2 separate regions of the Homo sapiens genome follow, and region 1 is linked to region 2. A link is an interaction called in ENCODE POLR2A ChIA-PET data of the cell type or tissue named here. Cell type or tissue: A673. All regions are shown on one strand. Each heading gives the region's core, and the rest is flanking DNA. Links, peaks and the distances in the headings are about the cores only.

Evidence for each region. Peaks named below come from ENCODE experiments on the same cell type or tissue, not always from the same donor. Only the 100,000 strongest peaks of a DNase experiment are listed, where the experiment ranks them.
Region 1: POLR2A ChIA-PET joins it to region 2 with 8 read pairs; 1 of 35 experiments calls an interaction of 5 or more read pairs at or near these places.

Annotation. Positions count from the first base shown.
Region 1 is chr19:50,797,943-50,803,870 of GRCh38, reverse strand. It overlaps SNORD88B (small nucleolar RNA, C/D box 88B), which reads left to right and starts at 4,746; the gene lies at 4,746-4,842. SNORD88A (small nucleolar RNA, C/D box 88A) reads left to right here and starts at 4,336; the gene lies at 4,336-4,432. SNORD88C (small nucleolar RNA, C/D box 88C) reads left to right here and starts at 1,450; the gene lies at 1,450-1,546. It also overlaps the pseudogene C19orf48P. RefSeq lists an enhancer at 1,350-1,850. In A673, for the core only: no CTCF peak of the experiment used is centred there; no DNase peak of the experiment used is centred there; H3K4me3 peaks cover 1,821 bases; H3K27ac peaks cover 2,771 bases.
Region 2 is chr19:50,145,595-50,151,789 of GRCh38, reverse strand. LOC105372436 (a long non-coding RNA gene) reads left to right here and starts at 3,553. Exons shown (of 3, transcript XR_936021.4): 1 at 3,553-3,657. RefSeq lists a silencer at 4,107-4,206. In A673, for the core only: CTCF peaks have their summits at 4,009 and 4,209; DNase peaks (open chromatin) are centred at 3,479 and 4,179; H3K4me3 peaks cover 1,523 bases.

The DNA of each region.
Region 1 (5,928 bases), core at 168-5,167, 650 kb before region 2:
TTTAAGGTCTTGAACATCGGTTTCCTGACTTGAGCGGGGCCCATGCCCCTGCCGAGGAGGCTCAGCCTGGAAGCAGCTAGCCCATTTCCTATCTCCCCCACCACGACCCCAGCAAGGATCTCTACTTGACTTACCTCCTTCAGGCAACCACCTAGAAAATCGTTGAGTTTGTTCATGTCACAAGTGAAAGTATTTTTTCATGCATTCATCGTTGGCACGTCGTCCTTTGGCAATATTAAAATCTACCAACAAATGGGAAAAGTTAACATTTGCACCATCTTGCCATATTCAAAAACCTTGTGCTTAAGTGTTTTGAAAGTAAGTTTCATGGCCGAACGCGGTGGCTCATGCCTGTTATCCCAGCACTTTGGGAGGCCGAGGTGGGTGGGTCGCTTGACCCTAGGAGTTCAAGACCAGCCTGAGCAACATGGCAAAACCCCATTTCTACAAAAAAATAGTAAAGTGAGCCAAGCGTGGTGGTGCGGGCCTGTAGTCCCAGCTACTTATGAAGGAAGTGGGAGAATGCCTTTAGCCAAGATCGCGCCACTGCACTCCAGCCTGGGCAACAGAGCAGACTCTTACTTGAAAGAAAGGTTCATATTTCACTCAAAATAGTGTACTTGTGTACCTACAGTAACATTTTTCTACTTAATGTTATTAGCATTGTCACCCTTAATACTGCAATTTAACAATCTGCTTTGTGCCTGTTGTTCCTCAGTCATCTTCGAAATGTCTTTTACAGCTGATATGTTCAAACCTGACTCAGTCGAGGGTCTCTCCTCATTATTATTTACAAGTTGGCTTTGTTTCTTCTTCCTTCTCTCAATAAGTTCTTCCAGGGGATTTGTGTCTTGGCAGCTTTCTCTGTTTATGGGTTATGTGCAGATGTAGGCAGTGCTAAAGAAACCTGCAAACAGTGGGGGATGAACACCGGGGACATCTTCATGTAGTGCATTTGGGGTCCTACCCATCCCATGAGGACAGTCCCCCGAGGACCTGTGACACTGGGGAGGTTGGGGCATCTTGGTGTCTCCATGAGCAAAACTGGTCATTCCTACCTTCTGGATGAGTTTTGCATTTCCTACTCTTTTTGAGACAAGTCTTGCTCTGTCGCCCAGGTTGGAGTGCAGTGGCACGACTTGGCTCACTGCAACCTCCGCCTCCTGGGTTCAAGCAATTCTCCTGCCTCAGCCTCCCGAGTAGCTGAGATTACAGGCATTCTCCACCACGCCTGGCTAATTTTGTATTTTCAATAGAGACAGGGTTTCACCATATTGGCCAGGCTGGTCTCGAACTCCTGACTTCGTGATCTGCCCACCTCGGCTTCCCAAAGTGCTGAGGTTGCAGGCGTGAGCCACCGTGCCCGGCCGCGTTTCCTACTCTTTAAGCTCTGTTAGCTTGGCCTCTGTCCCTGAAGGTAAGTGGCCTCAGGACCTGGTTGCAGAGGGGCTGGGGCTCCCATGATGTCCAGCACTGGGCTCTGATCACCCCTGAGGACACAGTGCACCCCAGGACCTTTGACACCTGGGGGTCTGAGGGGCCCCAGTTTTAATGGCTTGTGGACTTGCAGACTGTTTCCTCCCCCACTCTCACTGTGTCTTTCTGTGTTACAGGTGCAGCTTCAAGCTTAGGACCACCCACCATGCCTATCCAGGTAAGAACCCTTGCTCCTGCTCCTTCACTCACCTGGGTTTAAAATATCTCACTGTCTAGGTTGACTTCATACCGTACCTCTAGAAACTGATTGATGTGCCAATGATTGTACTCAGTGTTTACATACAAAAACCATCTCAGGCTGGGCGCAGTGGCTTACACCTGTAATTCCAGCACTTTGGGAGGCTGAGGTAGGTGGATTACCTGAGGTCAGGAGTTCGAGACCAGCCCAGCCAACATGGTGAAACCCCGTCTCTACTAAAAATACAAAAAATTAGGCCGGGCACAGTGGCTCACGCCTGTAATCCCAGCACTTTGGGAAGCCGAGGCAGGTGGATCATGAGGTCAGGGGTTCAAGACCAGCCTGACCAACATGGTGAAAACCCCCATCTCTACTAAAAATACAAAAAATAGCTGGGCGTGGTGGCGGGTGCCTGTAATCCCAGCTACTCAGGAGGCTGAGGCAGGAGAATTGCTTGAACCCGTGAGGCAGAGGTTGCAGTGAGCCGAGATTGTGCCACTGCACTCCAGCCTGGGCAACAGAGCAAGACTGTGTCTCAAAAAAAAAAAAAAATTTAGCCAGGCGTGGTGGCACATGCCTGTAATCCCAGCTATTCAGGAAGCTAAGGCAGGAGAATCACTTGAACCCGGGAAGCAGAGGTTGCAGTGAGCCAAGATTGTACCATTGCACTTCAGCCTGGACAACAAGAGTGAAACTCCCATCTCAAAAAAAAAAACACCCATCTCACAACTATGGAAAACTTGGCAGGCAGGCCTGGGTCCAAACCCCAGCTCTGCTGTTTACAGGCTTGGAGACATTCACCAGGCCATCACTCTTTTGCGCCTCACTGCTGTGTCTGTGGAACAGGCACCGAGCAAATGGCCCGGGGCACTAGCGCTTCCCGCCTTCTGAAGGTGGGGCTTGAATAAGAAGAGGAATGCGTGGACTGGAGGGAACAAGCATTTGCGTTTCAGGGGAAAGAACTAATCAAACATGTCAAAACTCAGCAGTGGAAAAGAGACAGTAACTACCAGGTGATTCTGTCACGTTACTTCATGGGTTTTGTAGGCTGAATGCAATGTGTCTTTAAGCACAGCTTAGCCTGCAGTGAACCGTTTATATATAAACTGATAGAATTCAGGGAACTCCTATTTTCACAATAAAAATAACAGGCTTTATCAGGAGAATTGTTTCAAAGAGCAAAATCAGACAAGCATGAGTGTGTGTTATCAGAAAAGAGACAGGTGTTCTCAGCTCTGGGAAGATTTTCATTTGTTCCTTAGGTGTCAGGAGCTGGAACCGTGGCTGCAGCGAAATAGAACTGAAAGTGTGTTCTCCGGGTTCTTGGAGGTTTCAGCTATTTCTGGCAGGGAAGCTGGCTTTTGGGCAGGGTTGGCTGGGATTGCAGTTCCCCTGAGTATCTTTCTGAGGGTCCTGTGCTTTTTTTTTTTTTTTTTTTTTTGAGAGGGAGTCTTGCTCTGTCGCCTGGACTGGAGTATAGTGATGCGATCTCGGCTCACTGCAAGCTCCACCTCCCAGGTTCACGCCATTCTCCTGCCTCAGCCTCCCGAGTAGCTGGGACTACAGGCGCCTGCCACCACGCCCGGCTAATTTTTTTTTTTTTTTTTTTGTATTTTTAGTAGAAGTGGGGTTTCACTGTGTTAGCCAGGGTGTTCTTGATCTCCTGTCCTCGTGATCCACCCGCCTCAGCCTCCCAAAGTGCTGGGATTACACGCGTGAGCCACCATGCCCGGCCGGGTCCTGTGCTCTTAATCCGAGATCCTCTGTGGGGTAGTGAATGGAGCTGAGCGTTTGTCATGGCTGGCTTAGAGGGGATTCTTGGGGACATGAGTGGTGTCGGTGCCAGTTGGGTAGGGATGTGTGAGAGGTGAGACGACAGAGCTGATGCGGGATAGGGAGACAGAAGGGACACGTAGCATTTGTGGATTCTGGGCCGGCGCCTTCCTTACGACTGTCCAGATAGAAATGTTCCTCGCCTTGTCCAGTCTGGCAGCCACTGGCCACGGGTGGCTCTTGGACACCTGGAATGTGGCTAGTTTGTGGCTGGGGGCTGGGTTTTTAATTTTCCTTGATTAGTTTAAACAAGGACCCCCCTCTTCCTACAAAGCATATTTCTATGCAAAATGGGGCTTTTGGTGTTTCTGAGGTTGTTAAACAGCAGCACCCACTGAGCGAGCACCCACAGTGTTAGTGCTTTTGCGGAGAATAAACTGAACTTATCCTGCCAGGGTCCCAGTGAGAGGCAGCTGCCCCTTCCCCATGTCACAGAAGGTTCTGGTGAAGTCAGAGCAGCTTAGAAGAGCTGGGCCGGGGGCAGCAGAGGCGATTGAGGGGTATCCCGTTAGGCATGGGAGGCCCAAGCAGAAGGGTTTGGCCCCGTCCTCTCACTGAACCCCACAGATGTGCCTGTCTGCAGGCATCTCTAGTCCCGTTTTCCAGAGAAACACTGCTGCTGGGGGGCGGGGAGGGGTGAGGTCAGTGGGCCTAGATCATACAAGGAGCCATACCCAGGCTGAGCTGGATGGGGAGGGGAGGTAGCCTGGCACCCCCAGGGACCAAGTGTCATTCAGTTTGTTGCCTGATCTCTCAGCACTCTTCTGTGATGTCCCCCTTAGGACAGTAGGTGGTCCTGGGACCCACATCAGGAGGGGGTGAGGGCACCGGGGCCTCCATGATGTCCAGCACTGGGCTCCGACTGCCACTGAGGACACGGTGCCCCCCGGGACCTTTGACACCCGGGGGTCTGAGGGGCCCTGGCTCTGGGGAGGGCTGGTGGGTATCTTGGCTGCCCTGCACCCCACTGACCTTCTCCCCTCCCCTGTGCCCTCCTGCCTCCAGGTGCTGAAGGGCCTGACCATCACTCATTAAGAACAGAGGAGGCTGCCTGTTACTCCTGGTGTTGGTGAGAAGGCAGATGTAGACAGGTGCCCAGCAAGTGCTGAGCCAGGCGCTGCCCTAAGCACTGGGCTCATTAACCTTAGTAACCCTGTTGGGGGGCGGAGGTGGGATGGGGGCTGGGGCTGGGTTGCAGTGAGATGTCCAGTGTCCAGGGTTCTTGAAAGGGCTGCACTTGGGGACCCCGTGATGTCCAGCACTGGGCTCTGACTGCCCCTGAGGACACGGTGCACCCCGGGACCTTTGACATCCGGGGTTCTGAGGGGCCCCACTCCGGGAGGTGATGGTGGGGGTGTGGCTGTTTCCCCCATTCGTGCCTTTTCTGTGTCCTTCCCCTGACAGCATCCCTCCAGACACTCTGCTGTTTCCTGCCTAGGCGTGGCTGCAGCCATGGCTAGGAAAGCGCTGCCACCCACCCACCTGGGCCAGAGCTGGTTCTGCTCCTGCTGCAGGGACACTGAGCTGGCTATCTCGGCGCTTCGGGCAAGAACTGCAACAGGCTCTCCTGGGTCCTGCAGGTGTACAGCCGGGCCCCTGCCTTGTGCCTCAGCTCTCGAGAGCTGCTGCTGCCGGGTGACCTGATCCAACCTGATAAGGTGCCATCTTCAGCTACCACTGCAAGGCCCTGAGGGCAACAGCAGCACGGCACTGCCCACCCGGCTGCTGATGGCCTGGTGCCAGCTGGGAGTCCTCCCGGCACTTCGAGGCCACTGAGCCACCCTTCCAGCCCCAGCCCACCATGGACAGGGGTATCCAGCTTCCTCCTCAACCTCGTCCTCTGCCCCTGAGCCAGTGACGCCCAAGGACATGCCTGTTACCCAGGTCCTGTACCAGCACTAGCTGGTCAAGGGCATGACAGTGCTGGAGGCCGTCTTGGAGATCCAGGCCATCACTGGCAGCAGGCTGCTCTCCATGGTGCCAGGGCCCGCCAGGCCACCAGGCTCATGCTGGGACCCAACCCAGTGCACAAGGACTTGGCTGCTGAGCCACACACCCAGGAGAAGGTGGATAAGTGGGCTACCAAGGGCTTCCTGCAGGCTAGGGGAGGAGCCACCCCCGCTTCCCTATTGTGACCAGGCCTATGGGGAGGAGCTGTCCATACGCCACCGTGAGACCTGGGCCTGGCTCTCAAGGACAGACACCGCCTGGCCTGGTGCTCCAGGGGTGAAGCAGGCCAGAATCCTGGGGGAGCTGCTCCTGGTTTGAGCTGCATTCAGGAAGTGCGGGACATGGTAGGGGAGGCAAAAAGCCTTGGGCACTACCCTCCCTGTGGAGCTGTTCGGTGTCCGTCGAGCTAGCCACACCCTGACACCATGTTCAAGGGTACCGGAAGAGAAGGGTGTCTGCCCCCAACCTCC
Region 2 (6,195 bases), core at 421-5,420:
TGTATTAGCCAGGATGGTCTTGATCTCCTGACCTTGTGATGCGTCTGCCTCGGCCTCCCAAAGTGCTGGGATTACGGGCGTAAGCCACCGCGCCCGGCTTAATTTTTGAATTTTTAGTAGAGACGGGGTTTCACTATGTTGGCCAGGCTGGTTTCGAACTCCTGACCTCAAGTGATCCGCCAGCCTCAGCCTCGCAAAGTGCTGGGATTACAGGCGTGAGCCACCGCGCCTGGCCAGGGTTTGTTTGTTTTAACGTCTTAATGCTGCAGGTCCAGACACTTCCTCAACTTCATGGAAATTTCCTGGGAGAAGTGCAGAATAAACAGATAATTAAGTCGTACATAAATTATAGTGTGATGAGACTGGAGCGAGAGAGACAGACAGTTACAAAGAATTACAACACAGCGGTTAGCACATAACCCTATAAGATACTGGGATGTTCCTGTGGGAACCCCACAGAGCGAATTGCCAGCTCCGGCTCAGCTCGGTGGAAATCGGAGAACGTTTACTGCAGGAGAGGCTGTAAGAACTTGTTCTTGCAAGAAAAGTAGGTGTTTTCTGAAAGCAGTAGTGGGGAAAAGGTAGAAGGAAGAGCAAATAGCAAGTCACAGTTGGGGCCAGGTGCAGTGGCTCACGCCTGTAATCCCAGCACTTTGGGAGGCCGAGGCGGGCGGATCACGAGGTCAAGAGATCGAGACCATCCTGGCCAACACAGTGAAACCCCGTCTCTACTAAAAATACAAAAATTAGCTGGGTGTGGTGGCGGGCGCCTGTAGTCTCAGCTACTTGGGAGGCTGAGGCAGGAAAATCGCTTGAACCCGGGAGGCAGAGGTTGCAGTGAGTCGAGATCATGCCACTGCACTCCAGCCTGGCAACAGAGTGAGACTCCGTCTCAAAAAATAAATAAATAAGGAAAAAATATAAGTCACCGGCGGGAACTATTAACACGTTTTTTATTTTTTGAGACAGAGTCTCACAGGCTGGAGTGCAGTGGTGCTATCTTGGCTCACCACAACCTCTGCCTCCCGGGTCAAGTGATTCTCCTGCCTCAGCCTCCCGAGTAGCTGAGATTACAAGCCCCAGCCACCACGTCCGGCTAATTTTTTTGTATTTTTAGTAGACACAGGGTTTCACCATATTGGCCAGGCTGGTTTTGAACTCCTGACCTCAAGTGATCCACCTGCCTTGGCCTCCCAAAGTGCTGGGATTATAGGCATGAGCCACCGCGCCTGGCCTAACGCGTTTTTTAATAATAGCAAACACTTATATGGTGTTTTCTATCTGTCACATACTGTTCTAATGGCTTTACTTCTATCTACCTATTCAAATCTCATAACCTGATAAAAAGGGTACTTATTATTGCCCCATGTACTTATTATCGCCCCATGTACAATGAGGAAACTGAGGCACAGAGAGGTTAATGACTTGCAAAGCTCTGATAATAACTTGTATTTAATATCAAATTTCAGCTTCCTCAAAACCTTTGAAGACAGTTGTATCAGCCAGGATAAGTAGTTATGCTTCAGTAACAAACACCCCCCCAACCTCCTTCATGGCTTGTAGCAATGAAGACTTACTCCTTGTTCACGTGTGTTCCATATAAGGACTTTATGCAAAATAACCCCCAAGTGTGGAAGGAGACAATAAACCAAAAAAGAGGGAGACAAACCCAGTTCATTGGTAAGGGGTGATTTATTTGGGGAACTTACAAAGGGAAGCATGGTCTTGGGTGGCAGCAAGACAGGTCTATCTCCACACAGTTACTCCCTAATCCTAAGGCTTATCTCACATAGGGAAGGGCAATACTTGCTTTAGCAAGACAATTAAGGGTTAAGACAATTAAGCCTACAGAACAGGCAATGTTCTGTATGCTGTGTCGTAGCCTATAATTTGTGTGATAACATCAAGGTTGACATGTTCTTACACTAGGGACAGTAAGTAAAGTAGAAATCAGAAGGAATTCCCAGGACTGGGATTAATCAGAAGTCAACATGGCGGATAACCATCCAAGATGGAGTCACCTTTGTCTCCAGTGTGACATGCCTATTATAGATTAGCTGAGGTTCTGCTCCATGCCACCCTGACTCTAGAGCCTCAGCTGACAGTACAACCTGTGCTTGGAGCATTTGGTTATCGGAACACAAGGAAAAAGGAGCAAACTTGGCAGCAGTAAAATTAAGTGGTTGCAAATATGGGCTGAACCTGGATTCAAGTCCTGCCTCTGTCCTCGACTAGCTCTGGGAGCTTGGGGGGATGACATAAATCCTCTATCTCAGTGTCCTTGTCTGTAAAATAGGGAGAGCAATGCCTTCTTCATAGGGTGGTGGTGTCAGCTCAGTCAACTAGTAAAGCTCACAACGTGTTGTCAATAAGTAACACCTATTATTATTTCATTCTGGCAATGAGCCATCTAGCTTTTTCTCATGAGGACATATACGGTTTACACTTTTTTTTTTTTTTGAGACAGAGTCTTGCTCTCTTGCCCAGGCTGGCACCATCACAGCTCACTGCAGCCTTGCCCTCCTGGGCTCAACTGATCCTCCTGCCTTAGCCTGCCGAGTAGCTGGGTCTACAGGTGCTCACCACTATGCTTGGCTAACTTTTATATTTTCTGTAGAGATGGGGGTCTAGCTATGTTGCCCAGGCTGGTCTCAAACTTCTGAGTGCAAGTGATCCTCCCTCTTTAGCTTCCCTCTTTGAAATCCCAAAGTGCTGGGATTTCAGGTGTGAACCACTGCACCCAGCCTGGCAATTCTTTTAGTGTTTTACGATTAAGCTTGATATGAGGTTTTGATTATATGGACATACATAAACACAATAAGAAGCCAGTAATTCTTTAACATTGTCGCTATTGTTGTTCAATATGAATATATGCTTAATTTATTAAGCTTATCTAGAAATGACTGGTTACAGAATTTTTTTGTAAGCTTTCTCAGCATCTAGGGTTACTGGATGTTATTAAAAGTCTTTTTAGTGTATCTATAGATATGCTTGCATATTGATATATTCAGAAAGGTCAAAAGATAAATTGCATAATGTCCTAATATCAAACCATCCTTACACTCCTGAACACACATCTCCCAGCTCCCAGAACAGGCTCCATTGCCTGTATCACACTGCCCTTTAAGAAGTGGTGGGTGAAACTGAGGCAAATAGGAAGGCAGATGCCTAGGGAAATTGAGTAACAGTGGTTCAATTCATTCACCATCAGTTTACACAGGGCCAAATTTTATCTGTCCTGAAGACTTCAGCCATGGTATGAGAAATTTGGATTAAATGGACAATGGCATCGCCTCTGCCTAAAACAGGGATATTCGCGTGCCAGTACAGTCAGGCATGTCCCAAATACCAGTTTTCCTCCAAAAGCTGTTGTGTATGTATCTAAATACAGTCTTACTCCTGCCCCGTATCCTGCTCCCAGACTCCATTTCCCAGCATTCCCTCGCAGTCAGAGCCCTTAGGCCGGGAGGAGCAAGAGCCTCAATGGTTTCTGGGAAATGTAGTCCAGCTGCGATGCCGCGTTTAAGGTACCGGGACTTACAGTTCCGAGACAGGGACTGCTCAGGCGCGTTCCGGGACCCGGCGGAGGAAGGGAAGGCCTGGCTGTCCAGCGGAATCCGCCTGGACGCACGGAACTCGCGGACCCGACCGGAGCAGGTGGGTGCAGGCCGGGCCAGACAGGCTAGCAGAAGCTCCGGGGGCGGGCCCAAGTTGGGTCTGGTTGGGAGTGGGGAGGGCGCTGTGGGTGACGCCCCGCCCCCTCTTGTCATTCCCTGAGTCCCACCTAGTATCAGTGCGGCTCAGACGACTCGGCGCGCAGGAATTGGGCGTCTGCTGTTTGCCAGGAGTCCGGCGGAGCGTGGGACTGCTGCGATCCCTAGGAAGGGGAACCTACCTTTCCTCACTTTGCAGTTGAAGAAACTGAGAGTCGGGGAGACTCCGCGATTTCTCTCAGGCTGGCAGAGCTGCAACCCAGATTCTGACCCCAGAACCCGAAAGCAGCACTGCACAGGCACAGACTCGGTCTCGGCTCCCCTTATCCTGAGCATCTGTTCTTCCCTCTCTGGGTCTCCCAGCTCTCTCTGATCTTCCCCTCACCCTCGCCGCCCCAGGTCCTGTCCCCCTCTCGCTGGGTCTCTGTACCCCCTCTCTCTGCGTCTCTCTCCCCCTCTCTGTGGGTCTCTGTCGCCCTCTCTCGGTCTCTGCGCCCTCCCACTCCCCAGTCCTTCTAGCGAATCTCTGTGTTTTCCAAAGACAAGGTCATTTTCTTACATAACCATAGCACCACGATCACAATGAGGAAATTAATATTGATGTAATACTAATAGCTAATCTATAGACTTTATTCAAATTTTTGATGATTCTTCCAATAATGTCTTTTTGTCTTTCTTTTTCTTTTTCTTTTTTTGGAGACAGAGTCTTGCTCTGTCACCCAGGCTGGAGTGCAGTGGCACAATCATAGCTCATGCAGCCTCGACCTCCTGGGCTCAAGAGATCCTCCCACTTCAGTCTTCTGAGTAGTCGGGATTACAAGCACACACCACCATGCCCGGCTAATTTTTTTAATTTTTTTTTGTAGAAACGGGGTCTCACTGTGTTGCCCGGGCTGGTCTCAAACTCTTGGGCTCAAGCGATCCTCCCACCTCAGCCTCCCAAAGTGCTGGGATTACAGCTGGCTCCAATAATGTCCTTAATGGCCAAAGGAAATCCTAGGTCACACATTGCTCGCTTTGTTGGGTCTCCTTCAGTCTGGAACCGGTTTTCAGTCTTCTTTTGGAAGTTCCGAAGATTACAGACCATGTACTTGCATGTCCCTCAGTTTGGGTTTGTCTGGTGCTTCTTCATAGTTAGATTTAGGTCACACGCTTTTGGCAGGGATGCCCTAGGAGTGATGCTGTCTCCTCATCAGACTGGGGACCCTGGGCTCGGCTTGTCCCACCACACACCACATCAGCCTCACTCACATGGGTAAGGTGGCATCTGCCAAGTTTCTCCTCTCTAGTTTCCCTGGTCTGGGCGCGGTGGCTCACACCTGTAATCCCAGCACTTTGGGAGGCCGAGGGGGGCGGATAACCCCAGGTCAGGAGTTCGAGACCAGCCTGGCCAACATGGTGAAACCCCATCTCTACTAAAAATACAAAAAAATTAGCCTGGTGTGGTGGCACACACCTGTAATCCCAGCTACTTGGGAGGCTGAGGCAGGAGAATCGCTTGAAGCTGGGAGGTGGAGGTTGCAGTGAGCCGAGATCACGCCACTGCACTCCAGCCTAGGTGGCAGAGCGAGACTCCATCTCAAATAATAATAATAATAATAATAATACAAAAATCAGCTGGGCGTGGTGGCGGGCTCCTGTAACCCCAGCTACTCAGGAAGCTGAGGCCTGAGAATCACTTGAAACCCGGGAGGTGGAAGTTTCAGTGAACCAAGATCGCCTCACTGCACTCCAGCCTGGGTGACAGAGCAAGACTCTGTCTCAAAAATAAAATAAGGCCAGGTGTGGTGGCTCACGCCTGTAATCCCAGCACTTTGGGAGGCTGAGGCGGGTGGATCACCTGAGGTCAGGAGTTCGAGACCAGTCTGGCCAACATGGTGAAACCCCATCTCTACTAAAAATACAAAAAATTAGCCAGGTGTCATGGTGGATACCTGTAATCCCAGCTATTCGGGAGGCTGAGGCAGGAGAATTGTGTGAACCCAGGAAGTGGAGGTTGCAGTGAGCTGAGATTGAGTCACTGCACTCCAGCCTGGGCAACAAGAGCGAAACCCTGTCTCCAAATTAATAAATTAATTATTTAAATAAGATAAAAAAGTTACCCTGTTCTTTTTGTAATTAACAAGTGATTCATGGGGATAAAGTTAAGACTCTCTTCCTCATTTTCTCATCAAAACCTCGTGCACTAGGCCAGGTGTGGTGGCTCACACCTGTAATCCCAGCAATTTGGGAGGCTGAAGCAGGTGAATCATGAGGTCAGGAGATTGAGACCATCCTGGCTAACATGGTGAAACCCTGTCTCTCCTAAAAAAAAAAAAAATTAGCCAGGAGTGATGGCAGGTTCCTGTAGTCCCAGCTACTCAGGAGGCTGAGGCAGGAGAATGGTGTGAACCTGGGAGGTGGAGCTTGCAGTAAGCCGAGATCACGCCATTGCACTCCAGCCTGGGCAACAGATAGAGACTCTGTCTCAAAAAAAAAAAAC